Regions from separate parts of the Mus musculus genome. Here regions 1 and 2 are each linked to region 3. Evidence: chromatin loops called from intact Hi-C (ENCODE). Cell type or tissue: heart. All regions are shown on one strand. Links, peaks and the distances in the headings refer to the core of each region. The heading gives the core; the rest is flanking DNA.

What was found. A loop is a pair of places that touch in the nucleus more often than their neighbours do. Peaks named below come from ENCODE experiments on the same cell type or tissue, not always from the same donor. Only the 100,000 strongest peaks of a DNase experiment are listed, where the experiment ranks them.
Region 1: a loop joins it to region 3, with 4 times the contacts of the local background. A loop is called at or near these places in 2 of 42 quality-filtered maps.
Region 2: a loop joins it to region 3, with 3 times the contacts of the local background. A loop is called at or near these places in 2 of 42 quality-filtered maps.

What each region holds. Positions count from the first base shown.
Region 1 is chr7:4,786,922-4,792,353 of GRCm38, forward strand. It overlaps Tmem238 (transmembrane protein 238), which reads right to left and starts at 2,639. Exons shown (of 2, transcript NM_029384.1): 1 at 2,084-2,639. The coding sequence starts at 2,621. The coding sequence ends at 2,091. In heart, for the core only: a CTCF peak has its summit at 2,257; DNase peaks (open chromatin) are centred at 2,300 and 2,680; H3K4me3 peaks cover 2,019 bases; H3K27ac peaks cover 2,050 bases; H3K27me3 peaks cover 440 bases.
Region 2 is chr7:4,804,621-4,809,967 of GRCm38, forward strand. It overlaps Ube2s (ubiquitin-conjugating enzyme E2S), which reads right to left. Exons shown (of 4, transcript NM_133777.2): 4 at 3,394-3,864. The coding sequence ends at 3,535. Among named protein-coding and RNA genes, the nearest start is that of Ube2s, 5.0 kb to the right of the region's middle. In heart, for the core only: a CTCF peak has its summit at 2,263 (motif pointing left); no DNase peak of the experiment used is centred there; H3K4me3 peaks cover 388 bases; H3K27ac peaks cover 412 bases.
Region 3 is chr7:4,146,539-4,151,970 of GRCm38, forward strand. Leng8 (leukocyte receptor cluster (LRC) member 8) reads left to right here. Exons shown (of 16, transcript NM_001374609.1): 16 at 403-1,635. The coding sequence ends at 565. Leng9 (leukocyte receptor cluster (LRC) member 9) reads right to left here and starts at 3,334. Exons shown (of 1, transcript NM_175529.3): 1 at 1,645-3,334. The coding sequence starts at 3,137. The coding sequence ends at 1,680. It overlaps Cdc42ep5 (CDC42 effector protein (Rho GTPase binding) 5), which reads right to left. Exons shown (of 3, transcript NM_021454.4): 3 at 4,722-5,249. The coding sequence starts at 5,249. The coding sequence ends at 4,797. In heart, for the core only: no CTCF peak of the experiment used is centred there; DNase peaks (open chromatin) are centred at 2,893, 3,303, 3,723, 4,443 and 4 weaker places; H3K4me3 peaks cover 3,431 bases; H3K27ac peaks cover 1,479 bases; H3K27me3 peaks cover 1,022 bases.

The sequences.
Region 1 (5,432 bases), core at 351-5,350, 640 kb after region 3:
ACCCTCACAGATGCACCATGGTGCCTTCACTAGTGTGCGCTATATAGAGTGCCAGGCTCCATGGTGCTTGTAAGCCCAGTGGTGTGGAGGCAGAGACTCTTAAATGCCTGGGGCTGATTGGCAAGGCAGTCTAGCTTAATCAGTGAGCTCCAGGCCAACCAGAGATCCTGTCTCAAAAAGCAAGATTGCTAGTTCCTGAGGAATGACACAAAAATTAATCCTCTGACCTCTATACAAATGTACACACACGCACACACACACACACACACCACAGTTTTAGAGTTTAATCCTTTTACAGAAATCCCACCTAGGAAGTGGATTCAGTCATTCCCATCCATCCAAAATCAAAGCCATCCATTTATTTGCATATCTACCTGCCCAAACTATCCATCTAACTGTCCATTTATGCCTCTCTTCTTCTAACCCTATGAATTCACCCACCAATTCATCCACTACATTTAGTAAACAACTAATCTGACGCCGAACCAGGAGGACTGTGTTCAAGGTGGACCTGGGGACACGCAGCAAGACTCTGTCTCAGAAACAAAGCAAAGACTCACTGTCCACCCACTAGTCCTGTCAAACCATCTCAGCCATCCACCAGTTCATTCATTCTATCTGCTCCCACTCACCCAATTCACCAGCACGCTCTTCTACAAACCATTTACCAATCCATCCATCAGCCAACTAACTCACCAGCTCTCCACCCACCCGTCTATCAACTAAAACGGACCCATTTGTCCATCAATCCGTGTGTAATACATTTATCCCATCTACTTAGGGATCCGCATCCTATCCATTATCACCCTTTCCTGAGCCACACTTTTTGCTGGGTACTGTTAGAAACAAAGACACCAGAGACCCCAGCTTTACCTGTCTGGGGCTCTGTCAGATGTGGTAACCAGCTCCCACAGAGATATACCATATGGCTAGTCAAACAGCGATAGGAATGGGCTCAGACAATATGAATACTCAGAGGAGTGCGCTGGTGCCTAAAGAGCATTCTGGAAGTTTTCTGGTTGGACTGCAGATAGCAATGGCCCTCCTCATTATGGGGGACATCTGTCCGTCTTTGGCCTGAATTAAATACAAATAAAATTTGGGGAAAAGAACTTAAAAACAGAGGTTTAAAGATGGGCGTGGTGGCACACGCCTTTAATCCCAGCACTTGGGAGGCAGAGGCAGGCGGATTTCTGAGTTCGAGGCCAGCCTGGTCTACAAAGTGAGTTCCAGGACAGCCAGGACTATACAGAGAAACCCGGTCTTGAAAAACCAATAAATAAATAAATCAATAAATAAATAAAAATAAAAGCAGAGGTTTTACACATCAGTCAATGGCCTGGGTTTGATGAGATGGCAAGAAAGAAGCAGGAAAGCTGGAGAGAATTTAAGAAAGAAAATACAGGGGTCTCAAAAAAAAAAAAATGGCGCATTGGGTAAAGGTGCTTGCCACCAAACTGCTGACCTGAGTTTGATCTCCAAAGCCTACATGCTGGAAAGAGAATAGATGCAACACAAACATTGTGTCACAAATGCGCGCACACGCACACGCACGCACACACACACACTAATAAAGGGCCAAGAGTGGTGGCACATGCCTTTAATTCCAGCACTCCGGAGGCAGACACAAGCTGATCTCAGTTCAAGGGCAGCCTGGTCTACATATCAAGTTCCAGGACAGCCGTGAAGCCCTGTCTTAAATATCAGAGAAAGGGAAAGGAACAAGGGTGCTTTCCCTCTCTGTGCCCACTGGTTCTTCTTTGCCTCTGACTTCACATTAGGACCGCCTGTCTGGATGAATGGCACTCTTTCATTTGTACATTTGTGTGGTCCGGACAAGAGTGTCACCTACTTTCGGAGCTTCTTGTACAGTAACAGTAATGAGCTCAGAGAACTGGCTACAGGGAGGATGGCATGAGGCCTGGTGCACGTGGAGCAAAAGGAGGAGGGCGTGCTGTGACTCCCAACTTTGTCCCACCCATCCTTCCGAGTCTCTGCTATCTCTGACTCACTCTCCTGCAGTTTCCCCTTCCAGCGACATGTCCGTCTCCCCACCACATCTCATTCTTTCTGGTGTCCTCACCTGGGGCTCACTCGCTGCCCGTGCCTGCCGCCACGGACCCCGCCTCAAGCGTGGCGAGCTGCAGGCGCACGCGGCGGGAGCCGGAGGAGGAGGGCTGGGGCGCGCGGTTCGCTCTGCGTGCTGAGCGGAGACCGGCTGTGGTCCGGGGACTGGCGGTGGCGGGCGCCGACCAGCGACGGGACAGCTTGCGCGCCAGGCGGGCAATCGCCGAGGGTCGTAGGCCGTAGTCACGCTCCAGCTCCTGGCGCGAGATCTCGATGTTGCCGGTGTACCAGAGAATCCAGCCCAGCAGGCTCAAGAACACCAGCAGCGCCCCAGAGTAGATGAGCAGGTCCCCGAAGTCGCGGCCGCGCACCTGCAGCTGCGCGAACACGCCGGTCAGCAGCGCCGCCATGCCCGCCACGTCCAAGGCCACGGCCAGCAGCAGCGCCATGCGGCAGCGGCCCAAGCCGGCCGCTGGAGCCGGTGCGGGCGCGGGTGGGGACGAGGCGCCGACCGCGGACGCCTGCGAGCCGCACACCGGTGACGCTGCCGCCATGGCCCTCGGTGGCCCGCCGCCGCCTGCTCCCCGACAGCGTCCCGGGGTGCGGCTTCCCGGGGCGGAGTTAGGGCCCGGCGCCAGGTGTGCCCAGTGCCTGCATGGTCACCTGAGCTCACAGCCTGGACCTGGTGGCCCGAATGAGTCTCTTGTGTAGCTCAAAGGTCTGGGAGGATCAGCGGCGCACGACCCTGTCCATTAAGCAGTGCCAGATGACTAGGGCCAAATTTCAGGGTGGCATAATGTAGCTAGATAGTGTTTCTACTTAGTGCCCGTCTCCCGAGGGCTACCTGTACCACCAAGTCCATAGTGAAACAAAATGGGGATCAGAAACAAAAAACCGGGCATGTTGGTATGTAGCTCGCTTGGTGGAGTGCTTGCCTACCATGCTCGAAGTTCTTGATTTCATGCCCTGCACAGCATAAAATCCAACAACAGCAACAACAACATTCTCTGGAGCACAGAATCAGCAGCCAGAGCCCTGAAGCTGTCTCCATGCTTGTCTTTTGAGATCTCTTGTGAGTGTAGGGCCTTGTTAACCCAACCTGGGAATACAATGAACCCATCTCCCAGGTGCCAGCTGACACCTTGTGTACACAATATACTGAGCTCAGGGCTCTGTTAGTGCTCAGATGTTAGCCTGACAAGACCTGCCTTCCTGTTCCTAGCCACAATTCCCGAAGTGCTCAGGAAAGGTGTCCCTGAGGAGATGGCATAGAAATTGTAGCTTTAGCCTGACAGTGGTGACCCATGCCCTTAGTCCCAGCACTTGAGAGGCAGATCTCTTGATTTCGAGGCCAGCCTGGTCTATAGAATGAGTTCCAGGACAGCCAGGGCCACACAGAGAGATCCTGACTCAAGTCAAACCAAACCAAAACTGTGGCCTTTTTGCTATTATTTTTTAAAGATATATTTATTGTTATATGTAAGTACACTGTAGCTGCCTTCAGACACATCAGAAGCCGGGCGTGGTGGCGCACGCCTTTAATCCCAGCACTCGGGAGGCAGAGGCAGGCGGATTTCTGAGTTCGAGGCCAGCCTGGTCTACAGAGTGAGTTCCAGGACAGCCAGGGCTACACAGAGAAACCCTGTCTCGAAAAAAAAAAAAAAAAACAAAAACAAAAAAAAAACCAAACAAACAAACAAAAAAAACAACAACAAAACAGACACATCAGAAGCATCAGATTCCGTTAGGGATGATTGTGAGCCACCATGTGGCTGTTTGGAATTTGAACTCAGGACCTTCAGAAGAACAGTCAGTGTTCTTCCCCACTGAGCCATCTCACCAGCTCCAACTTAGAGAGAATTTAATGGGTATGGCCAGGTCACTCTGGAACTGAGAGGCATCATGGCACAGGCAAATGGTTGGGCCAAGCCATGGTCCACACTAGGAGGACCCAACAGCTATTATAGGGAAGTCCTGATCTTCCACACATCTACCCCTTAAATGAGTTCATTCTCCCTGGGGTGGGAAACCTCGAGACAGTTCTGAACAGAACTAGTTCTCCCAAGACTCTATCTAGTTTCAGAGTTGGAGAAAACTGAGGATGATGGAGGAGAAAAATCACATTTTCCACCGTGATGCTGCCATTGGTAGCCTGCAAACAAACCATCCGTGAGCCTGTGAATAGCATAAAGGAAACACACTTGGACACACACACACACACACACACACAGACTAGCTGCAGTGGGAGTGTATGTGAGTATGGCCCAAAACATTATATACACATACAAAAATGTTATGTAAACCTACTTTATGCATGATTAAATGCTAATAAAACATTAAGAATGACTGTGGTGGGCTGGAGAGATGGTTCAGCGGTTAAGAGCACTGATTGCTCTTTCAGAGGTCCTGAGTTCAGTTCCCAGCAACCACATGGTGGCTCACAACCATCTGTAATGAGATCGCATGCCCTCTTCTCGTGTCTGAAGACAGCTACAGTGTACTTATAAAGAAAAGCTGCCGGGATTGGCCAGGTATTGCTGAGGACAGACATGGAATGTTTCTGCATAGACAGAACCAGGCATGAAAGAATAGGTATTTAACACTGCAGCAGTACATTTTTAGAGAGGTCTGAAAATGGTTCATTGGGCACTGGTGTTTGTGTGGGACACGGTCAAGAAGAGTAATGGAACCATCTGCCATCTGAAGACTTCACGCCAGAGCAAATCTTTAAAATAGTTCATGCATCCATTTAAACAACAAGTCTTGAGGACTCAGTGATTAAGAGCACTTGCTGCTCTCGCAGAGCACCTGGGTTTGGTTACCAGCTCATATGAGGCAGCTCACAGCTGCCTGAAACTCTAGTTTCTCAGGATCAACGGTTTCTTTTGGACTTTGCATTTTACATGTTAACACAACACCCACATACATCATAATTAAAATTAATAAATCTGAAGCCAGGCGTGATGGCGCACGCCTTTAATCCCAGCGCTCGGGAGGCAGAGGCAGGAGGATTTCTGAGTTGGAGGCCAGCCTGGTCTACAAAATGAGTTCAGGGAGAGCCAGGGCTACACAGAGAAACCCTGTCTCAAAAAAACAAAAACAAAACAAAACAAAACAAAACAAAAAAACAAAACAAAAAGGAGTTGCAGAGATGACTTAGTGGTTAAGAGTTTTGGCTGCTCTTCCAGAGGACCCAGGTTCTATTCCCAGCACCCACATGGTGGCTCAAAAACTGTCTAATTGAATCCAGGCACCAGGCAGGCACATAGCATTCATATATATATCCAGGCTTAAAAAGAAAGGAAATTAAGAAATTAAGAAAGCCCTCATACATATTACAAAAAAAAAAAAAAAAATAAGTTGGG
Region 2 (5,347 bases), core at 348-5,347, 660 kb after region 3:
ATAGGCCTGGTCATCTGACTTCAGAAAGCAACCCTGATGCTCAGTGATTTGCTGTCCTAGCTCATAGAACTCAGTAAAGAAGTGTATTAGTGGCTTATTAGATATAAAACACAACCAGCTGGGCAAAGTCAAGTACATCTCTGAATTTGAGGCCATCTTGGTCTATACAGCAAGTTCCAGGCCAGCCAGGATTTCAGTGATACTTTGTCTCAAAAGCCAATTGCCCAAGAACCCCACCCAGAAGCAGGACGACATGGTGGCACATGCATATAATCCCAATATTAGTGCTAAGATGGGAGACTTACCAAGGTGAAGGCCATCCACGGCTACATTGTGAGATCCTATATAAAGACCTACATTTTCCTAACATCCCTGGGGTGCTTGAAATCCCAAGGGATTTAGAGAAGGTATATCACAGCAGCAGTTTTTTCCCATTAAATTGAATGTATTCTTTCAGAATGCCTGCTTCTCTTATGGACACTTTACACTAAACTTGGGCTTGAGATTTCTTGGATCAGTCCTATGAATTTGGTATATATTTTTTAAGATTTAAAAAAAAATTTTGTGTGAGTACATTGTCCATGTCTTCAGACACACCATAAGAGAGCATCATATTCTATTATAGATGGTTGTGAGCCACCATGTGGTTGCTGGGAATTGAACTCAGGACTTCCTGAAGAGCAGACAGCGCTCTTAACGGCTGAGCCATCTCTACAGCCCCTGAAAAGATTTTCTTACAGTCCTTTGTAGGCATACATTTTTTGCAGTCTACTTTTTGTTTTGTTTTGTTTTTTTCGAGGCAGGATTTCTCTGTATAGCCCTGGCTGTCCTGGAACTCACTTTGTAGACCAGGCTGGCCTCGAACTCAGAAATCTGCCTGCCTCTGCCTCCTAAGTGCTGGGATTGCAGTCTACGTTTAATAAGGGTTCAACCTCTCCTCTAGCCCACCACGCAGCAGAGGTAGTGGAAAAGTTATTAGCATATGGGGGAAGTGGACTTGTTCAGCAATACTTCATGGGGGGGGGGGGGGGCAAGCTTGATCAGCCCCATAGCAAACACCCAATCACTACTCATCAGCTGCAGACCAGTCCTCTAGGCTGACAGCTACAGTTCAGTCCTCTCAGCAGGTCGACAGCAGGCACAAACCAGAAGCTATAGGTTCAATCCTGAAGAAACCACAAGGTTTGCTAGCTGGACTGAGGCAAGGTCTCAGAAGGTGCAAGTAGTTCTTGGGAGCAGTGCTCTATGCTATCACCACTGGTGGGGATCAACACCAGCACTTAAGGTGAACCGGTATGGATGTGTCTTTATTGGAAAATAGCGAGGCAGAGCAAACCAAACCAAGGCTCAGTACTCATCTCCCACTGTCTGTGGGGTCATATTTTTATACTCCATCACATATTCTTTTATGAATTTGCTATATCAAAACATCCTTTCATCTGTCAGCTTTAAGCAAGACACCCTTTTGTGTCCCAGCAAAACATTATTTGACAAAACTTCCCAAAGAAACTAGAAGTTTCCATTGAAGTCCTTTGATTTGCTCGGTTTGTCACACCTCTGTAGGTTAAGAGGGTATAGACTTAGTTCTGATGGCCCTCTCTCCCCAGGGACATTACTGGGGTAGGAAACCCAGTTCAATCTCAGTAGGAACCCTCAGGTCAAAGCTCTTGTTTTTCACTATTTTTCTTACATAAGACGAAGACAAGACCCCAGACAATAGAAGATAAAAGCAAGCTTCCCCTTTAATTAAGGGTCATATTCTTTCATTCTTTTGGAGACAGGGTCTTAACTATGGAACCCAGGTTGGTGTCAGACTCAGGAAAATTGAGAGTTGGGAATACAGGCTTGGGCTACCATACCCAGCACTTAAGTTTTTTACAACTTGCTCCACTATTTAATATATCCCTTCCTTTAAAGTAACTTTAAATAGCATATAGTTGCTTGTAGTTGGGAACACAACTCATGGAAACTGGTTTTTCCTTTGAATAAATATGTGGGTTCAATCAGGGCTTCAGGCTTCACACCTTTACCCATGAACCATCTCAACCATCCTCCCCTTTTTGAAGGTTTTGTGTGTGTGTGTGTGTGTTAAATCCTCTAGAGCTGGTATTTTAGGCAGTTGTTGTGCTAGGAACCTAGTACCTCTGAAAAGAGCGCCATATACTCTTCAACACTTGACCTATCTCTACACACACACCCTTAATGACAAAGCTGGTTCAAATAACCTAAGGACATTAACAGAAAGCATATACTGCCCTCTGGTGCACAGACCTAGAATCTCTTCCACTTAGTTTACAACAGAACTCAAGACAAGTTATCACTCCCATTAGACACCACGCCCTGCTTTCACTAAGCTATCTTGTTGGTCCACAACTAGCTTTGTAAACAATTTTCTGTTTTCTCTGTGTAGCTCTGCCTGCCCTGGAATTGGCTCTCGTGCTGGGATTAAAGGCGTGCGCCACCACGCCCGGCTTTTTTTTTTTTAAATGTTCACATGTTTCAATTGGTTGTATGTCCTGTGCACCATCTATGTGCCTAGTGTTGATGAAGGTCAGAAGAGGTGGCTGGAGTTCCTGAAACTGAAGTTACAGTTAGTTGTAAACTGTTATATGGGTGCTGACAATCAAACCCAGGTCCTTTGCCAGAGCCAACAGCTCTTACCTTCTGAGTCATTTCCCTAGCCTCTCAGTATCTGGAATTTTGACATAACAAGAGGCAAGAACCTTATTCAGTCCTGATAGGCCAATGTGGTAGGGTAGGCTCCTACAAGAGTGCTACATGAACTGTATTTAAATGGGCATAGTGGAGCATGCCTTTAATCTCAGCAACCAAAGGCAGAGCCAAAGCAGGTCTCTGAGGTCAAGGCCAACCTGACCTATATACTCAAGTTCTGGGCCAAAAGAAAAACAATAAAAAAATATTGCCATAGGCTAACCTCTCAAGAAGGCCAGTAGACACTTCATTTTGCCCTGTTGATCCCTAAGGAAACAAAACTTATGCATGTCTTTCAAGGCTTTTACAGTTTAAAACAAAACAATCAAACAGGGAGGAGGGAATTTAAAGTCAGAGCTGAGATGAGATGTAACCTTGCCCCAATTCAGGACCAGATTACTGAAGACAGTTCTAGAGCAACACTTCTTAAACCTAAGGCTCTTTGACCTTTAGGCAAACTTGTCTCCAAAAATATTTCATAGCAACAAAATTACAGTTAGAGCCACTGGTCTAGAGGAATAGACAGTGGGTTTCTGCTCCAGCTTAAGACTCTAAGCCCCACTCCACAGGGCAAAGGTGACTCAGATCCTAATTGGAGCAAGTCAGACTTGGTACAGAAGAATGCCAGCTACCCTAAGCCACAATACAGGCAGAGGTTCTAGACACTTCAGGCATAGAAACTGCTTTTCCAACTTTTTATTTAGAAAACCAAATCCAGGTTCTGGTGCCCCCCCCAACTCCCTCCCCCACCCCAGCCATAATTTAAATAACTTAGAGACAGAGTGGGAGGGGACAGAAGGGAGGGAAGGAGAAAGAGCCCCACTACAGTCGCCTCAGTGCTCGCTTCTTGTCCAACTTTTTCTTGGCTGCCAGCTTCTTATCTCGCTCACCTGCATGTTTCTTGGCCATGGGACCCTCAGCTCCCCCTAGGACCCCTGGGATCATAGGGTCAGCAGAGGAGGCTGAAGCCCCACTGGCCAGGTCTTGGGTAGCCTCAGCCCTCCCGCTGCTGGTGCTGCATGCACCCCCATGGATTTCTGTGAGCAGACGGGCCCGGGCAGCATACTCTTCATAATTCTCCAAAAGCAGGCGGCCTGCCTCCTCATTGAGTGCAGACTCTGGGTTAGGGTGGATCAGCAGGCACTTGATGGTCTGTGAAGAAAGGGTCTAAGGTCAGGGAGGCTTGTCTAGCTTTAATGGTCACCACACTGGCTCTTCTTTTCACCCCCAAATCAGCTCCCTCAGATCAGGACCAGCCTGCTAGCATCCTTATTCATTTAAAGTCACCCTCAAAGGCTGCTTTCCTGTTACTACAAACACTTCAAGGGACCAATGCCATGTAAGTGCAGCCTGATGTTGCCAGAGGCCCTTTCCTAAGGAAGCTCATTATCTGCTCCAACCAGTTTTCTGTAGCTAATGTAGCTTTGACCTTGTTTCTACAGGTGAACATAAGTTCAGAGGTCCTTCCTAATCAGGTGAGAAATTACTCAAGGGCATTTAGCATTAGAGAACTTGTATTTGGTTTTCCTATGTGTTTTATACTACTATACAAGATACAGAAAACTAAAAGTGAATGCCAAGTTTGGAGCCACTGATCACAGGCCTTAAATGATTATATATATCCATCTGTCTTAGTCAGGATTTCTATTACTGCACAAACATTATGACCAAGAAGCAAGTTGGGGAGGAAAGGGTTTATTCAGCTTACACTTCCACATTGCTGTTCATTACCAAAGGAAGTCAGGACTGGAACTCAAGTAGGTCAGAAAGCAGGAGCTGATGCAGAGGCCATGGAGAGATGTTCCTTACTGGCTTGCTTCCCCTGGCTTGCTCAGCCTGCTCTCAGAACTGAACTGAGACTACCAGCCCAGAGATGGCACCACCCACAAGGGGCCCTTTCCCCTTGATCACTAATTGAGAAAATGCCTTACAGTTGGATCTCATGGATGCACTTCCCCAACTGAAGCTCCTTTCTTTGTGATAACTCCAGCTGTGTCAAGTTGACACAAACCTAGCCAGTACACTATCCAATCCAGTTCATTCTAAATGTTAGTTCAGAAGGTTCCATGAATTAAACAGTCCTGAGCTAAGTTGGTTGGTTGTAGGCACTTCTCTGAGTTTCTGACCTGAACCGGCAGATGTTACCAATGCTGAAAATGAATATGGACTATCTCCTCAACTTTTACTACTGTACCTCCAAATTGGAGGCCTGGATGTCCCTCTTTTAACAGGCCCCAAAGCAGAGCCAATAGCCATCTAGCATTTCCAGTGCTTTGGATAGAAACAAGCTCAACCAACATACAGAAAGGAAGGCAAAACAGGAAAGATTTTTGGGGTTGTTTACCTTAGAGGTTAATCCTTCCCAAGTGCCCTGAAGGAAACCCCAATTCTCTATCTTCACAACCATCAGCTCTAGAGGCTCATTAGGGGGGAAAAAGTGCAAAGGAGGCACCAGGTGACCTAACTACTTTAAGTGGCCTTTAGAGACCTTGGAGCCTCCTCGATCAGTTACCTCCACCTCAACTGACTAAGGAGAACTGTGGTCCAGTCTTGTACACAGACGATGCTGAATAGTGTCCCCAAAACTGTCTCAGGCAGTGTAATACCCCCCAAGTTAAAAACATTAGTACAGGAA
Region 3 (5,432 bases), core at 338-5,337:
CAACCAGAAGGCACTGCTGAGTGTAACACTCTGTGCAAACATCCGGGGGGGAAGGGGGGGTAGGGGGGCGCCATTGTCCCTACCCTCTGAGCCCATGTACCACTTACTCTGTCTGGCTCCAGCTCCTCAGTCAGCAGAGGAGCCAAGCTGGGCCCTTTCCCTCCTGCCCCCTCCTTCCTGAACAGGTAAGTGTGGGCGAGGGGGGGCACAGCTGGGCACTGGGGCTACCAACCCCATCCCTTGCCCCCCCAAGCCCCTGAAAATGGGGAGGTCGGGAGGGGCTGCAGAAGCCAGCAGGTTCCTTGCTGAGGAAAATACAAGCCCAGATGGGGAGCATTGCTCCTTGTTCTTGGGCCCTCCCTTGTCTGTTTGCCTCATCATTTTCTCCTCTTGTCTCCATAGCTTCCGCCCTGCGCTGCCCGTCTCCTACCTGCAGGCCGAGTTGGCCTTCGAGGGCGAGGCCGCCTGCCGGGCCTTCCTAGAGCCCTTGGGCCTGTCCTACACGGGCCCGGACAACTCCAGCGTGGACTGCCGCCTCAGCCTGGCGCAGCTGCCAGCCTTCTAAGCACCCATCGAGCACGGGCGGGAGCAGGGCTGTGGCCCAGCGCCGCCTTTTCACATTTTTTGAGCCATGGACATGGGTTGTAAAAATTTGTGGGGAGTAGGCTCCAGGAAGAGCCAGCATCCCTGCCCCCGTTTCCCACCGGGGACCTGTACAGAGATTTTTTTCTACATTTTTATTTTTTGTCTCAGAGGGGATAATTGGGAGTGTATAGTGGAGCAGGGTGGGGCGGGGCTACAGGTTCTGTGTGCACCTGTCACCTCCACTAACGCTGTCTCAGTGTTTTCTCTCTCTCTCTCGAGCTCGTAGTCCAGCGCCTGACTCTGCGTCGGCCCATCCCACGCTGGGGCCAGCAGAAAGAAGACAGGCTGTCCAGGCCGCACCCGCTGCAGTGGGGCACCAGCCGGCCACACCCATTGCCTCGGCTGCCTCTTCATAGACTCTTGCTGCCCAGCCGTTGGGGCCTCAGTGTTTGGGGTGAGGGAAGCCACTTAAAGACTATGCCCCACCTTCAGCTCCTCACCCCAGAAACTCCAGCCAGCACCACCGACACAACCAGACCAGCGCCACACCGCACTGAGGACTCCAAGGCCTTCGCGGGACCATGCCGGCCGGGCTGCCTCGTCTTACTCAAGTTGTATTAAGTTGTCTCCGTGTCCCTTCCTCCCTCTGCCCCAATGTTTCTTCTGATTTTTTTTTTTTCTTTCCCTCCTGCCTCTTCCCTTCCCACTCCCTGGTTCAACACAGGTAAAATGGTTACCCTCCCTTCTTTCCTCCCCTCTGCCTTCATGGATCACCAACTCACGTCATGTTTCCTTCTCTTTTCTCTGTGTGTGTGTTTATTTAAGTTACTTTTCTTCCTTCTCCCCTTTTCTTTTTACCCCTCCCCCTTCTGCCATGTAACTGGAGGATGTGCTATGAGGTTGCAAACAGCTGGACTGTCAGGCTGCTTTTTCCCAGATGCCTCCCTGCCTCCCTCCCTCCCTCTCCCCTCCCTTCCTTCATTCTCCTTGAGCATTGAGTACAGTACATTTTGGAAGCTTGAAACCAAAATTAAAGAGAGAGAGCGAGAACCTGTTTCTGCTTGGCCTGTTTTATCCGAAATATGAAACCTCGGTCATTTCAGGGAAATTTCTACCAAGGGAAGATAGCTATGCCCTGCTCTACCCATGCGGCAAAGCCAGAGTTTACTTAGGGGCTGCCTTCCTAGCTCCTGGTTCAGGGTGTACTCAGGCTTAGGGAGGCAGACCTGGGTTCCATGTGGTACCTTAGCCAGGGTGAGGTGCGGTTGTAGTTCTGGCAGCAGCACCACTCTAAGCCCTTCGGCCTCTAGCCTCTGATTCAGTGTTTGGGCCATACCTGTCAGTGTGGGGGAGGGTGTGGCACAGAGCACATGATGGCCCAGAAGAACCAAGTCCCTGAACTGTAGCTGGGAGGGTGCCTGAAGCCCTGGTTTCAAGATGGCTCTCCGAAGAGCTCTAGCTGCTGCAGCCTCCTCCCCAGGGCCTGTCAGCCTTAGCAAGACCACTGTCAAGTGCAGGGCCTGTGCTGGTACCAGGAACTCAGCACAAGAAGGGGCAATCCGGACCAGATGCTCTTGGGCCTTGACCACCTCAGCCCTAAGCCCAGACTCTGTCACCATCAGTGCCACAAAATGTGTGGGCCGGGGCTGGCGAGGGGCCCTTCTGTCGTCAGGCCAAACACCTGGATCCCACACATTTCCCATCTCTTCAGCAGAAAGCCCTTTCGTTTCCATGCCCTGCGCCTGCCACTGTGGAAGCAATGTAGCTCTGGGCTCCTCTACTGAGCTGATCTTCACTCCTGAGAAGTTCATGCTTGGGTCTGGCATTTCTAACTCAGTGGTCCCATTCAGCCCGGTCTCTTTGGTTGGCCCATCCACTTCAGGTGTCTCCAGGCTGGAATCAAGCCCAGTTCTGGTCTCTTTGATTGCCCCACCCTCTTCGTGTGTCTCCAGGCCCGAATCAAGACCTGTTCCGGTCGGGTTTCCACCCGCCTCTGCAAGGGCATCCTGGGTATCCAGACCCTCTAAACCCACCCCTGTTTTCTCTGTGTCGGGAATTTCTGCCGTGACCTCTGTCCAATGCTCGTCCCCGCCGTCCAGCGCATCAAGGATAGTGGGTCCCCGACCAGCCACAGAGCCCGATCCAAAAATGAGGTCAGTACGGGAGGCACGGTCCCATACCAGGCGGCCGCGGAAGCGGAAGTAGCGTATGCGGTGCTGCGGCACTGCCAACACGCCAGGTCCGAGCGCTGCCAGCGGCTCGTCCCAGCAGAAGGCGCAGAATGGCTCTTCCTGCACTCCCAGGAAGCGGTCGGTGTAGCCCACCGAAAAGTCAGCAGGGTCCAGGCGCGGGTCCCAGCGGATGCGTCGGATGACGTCAGCAGCAGTACGCAGAGCCGGCTTCTTGGACCCAGCCTCCGGTTGCGTAACCACCGGGGACGGCGCCGGGGCCCCGGGATGTGGCTGACGGCAGCGCGCACCGAAGCGACAGCGGCCCTCTAGGAAGAAGCGGCAGACCGCGGGGGCCTCAGAGGAATCGGCCGAGGCCTCCATGGGCCTTCACGCACTAAGCGGTCTCTGTCTGCAGCGTTGATCTCCAACTGTGACGCCAGGAACCCCTCCCGCCTCAGGTGGAAGGAGGCCAAAGGACCAGGCAGGGCGTCAGAATGTAACACGGGCTCTGGAGCTCTAATTTCAAGTCCAGTTTATTTACGCGTACCGGGTTTGTAAGCCACTGGGAACCCCCTCTTGCCCCGCCTGAAATGATTTACATATGTCCAGCCCCTCAGGGAGTCTTAAAGAGCCTGGCCCCGCCCAACCAGCCAATTTATGTGTGCGTCAAGCTTCTCTCTGGACATCCAGGGAGTCACGTCTTATTCCATACAACTTCTCCCTTTGGGGACTTTAGCGAGACAGTTTAGCAAATACTTGACAAGTGCCCCACCGCTGTCAGGGCCCCAAGAAAGGCTTCTCCGCATCCGATTTACATATACTCCGCAGCCTGGGTGGGGGTAGGGCTTAGACAACCCCTCCGGCCGCCTCCAGATACTTTGCATCTGCTCAGCCTCTCGAGACCTCTAGGGAGCCTGGCAGGGCAGCAACTGATTTACCTGAACACCGCAGCTTCGTTGGGAGGAGAGGAGTGGGACTCAGCGGTCTTGGCCCCGCCCCCAACCGTCTTTAAAGTTTGTAGCCAGCTCCCATGCAATTGATTATCTTACATGCCACACCTCATAACGAATAAAGTGACTCCTGGTTCTGCCTCTGTCAAGTTATTTATAAATGTCTTTCCTGGGAGCCTCACCCCTTTACCTTGGCCTCACTCCACCTGATTGTTTTACACATGCTCCGCCCCTCATTGGTCTTATCCTGGACTCAACCATGGTGAAATGGTTTCTCCTGTGCCTCCTTGTAGAGGTCGGGTTTTACTCCTGTCACCAGCCTAACGTTTGAAATATACGACCCACCCTTTTGGAAACTATAAAAACCCTTACTCTACCTCTGGTTCGGTTAATTTAAATTGGTCTTATCCCTCTAGGGACCTAAGATAGCCCCGTCCCAAAACAAACCCAGAGACTAATTCTAATTGTTCCTCCCCTCTGAAAACCTTTGAGAATTTTGCTTCACCCCCCTCCCGATATAGGTTCGGGCAGTCCTGCACCTCTAGATGTTAAAATATCTGGACGTCTCAGGCTGAACTTTGTGCCCAGATTTGTAACGCAACAGCCTCCCGCAGGGCGACACACAGTTGGTGGGACCTGAAGCCCTTCCCACGGGAACCACACCCTCGTGGCTCCAAAGGCTCGCCAACCGCTTCCCTTTGCAGGGAAGCGCCGCCCAGTCAGAGTGCACCTGGAGGGAAGTGGATGGCCAGGCGACTGTGACTCTTTATGCCAGATAGCAGCTGTCACGGGTGTTGGACTTTATCCAGGTGGTAGTGAGGATCGGTCAAGGTTTGAGGGATGAATAGGACTGTGGTAGAGACTCCGCCTTTGGGGAGGGGCATTACATGAATACGTATTCAAACTCTTAAAGGAGCATCACTGACAACTTGACTTCTAGTTGGTGGCACCCCAACTAGAAGTGGCACCACCCTACTGCTTCTGTACCCTTTCCCGCGTAAAGTGAATAGACAGTCCATGGCACAAACCTCAGCCATTTATGTGTACAAAAGTGGAGTGCTGGGAGGGAGGGGTTGAGGGAATTATGACACTACAGACCGATGACGTCGTCCAGCTGGAGGTCAGCATTTGAGCAGCAGCGGGTCTTGGGGTGCTGCACTCTAGGGTGGGCATCCCCATCGGGCTTGGTGGCTGTTGTCTCGCTGCGCTCCGCGTCCATGACGCCTAACACCGCGTCCAGCATAGAGGGGCCCAGGTCCAGGTGGAAAGACAGCAGCGGGTCCGCAGGTGAAGGCACAGCCACAGGGGGCTGTGGGGCTGCAGGTGGAGCGACAGAATGTGGGGCCACAACCGGTGGGGCTCCAGGCTCGGGAGGCGGACCGCCCCCGTGGCGACTCAGGAATGAGGTGTCCCCGAAGGCGTCGCCACCGCGTCCCACGTGCAATGTGTGCCTGAAGTCTCCGAGGGGTGCTGAGATCGAGAGTGCTCCGCGATCCAGCCGCTTCTTGGGTTGTGCAGGGCCCAGCTGCTTCATTACCGGCATCTGTGGGGACATAGGCATATCAGAGCTGCCTCATCCGGGAGCCCCAACTCTGTATCCCTATCCTACATAGTCAGCCACAGAATGCTCTCATAAAACAGGGCTATGGAAGAACTATTATTCCCAGTTAACAAATGAGGAAGCAGACTGGGAGGTTCTCAAGGTCCCTCCTGCTGAACTCAGTGA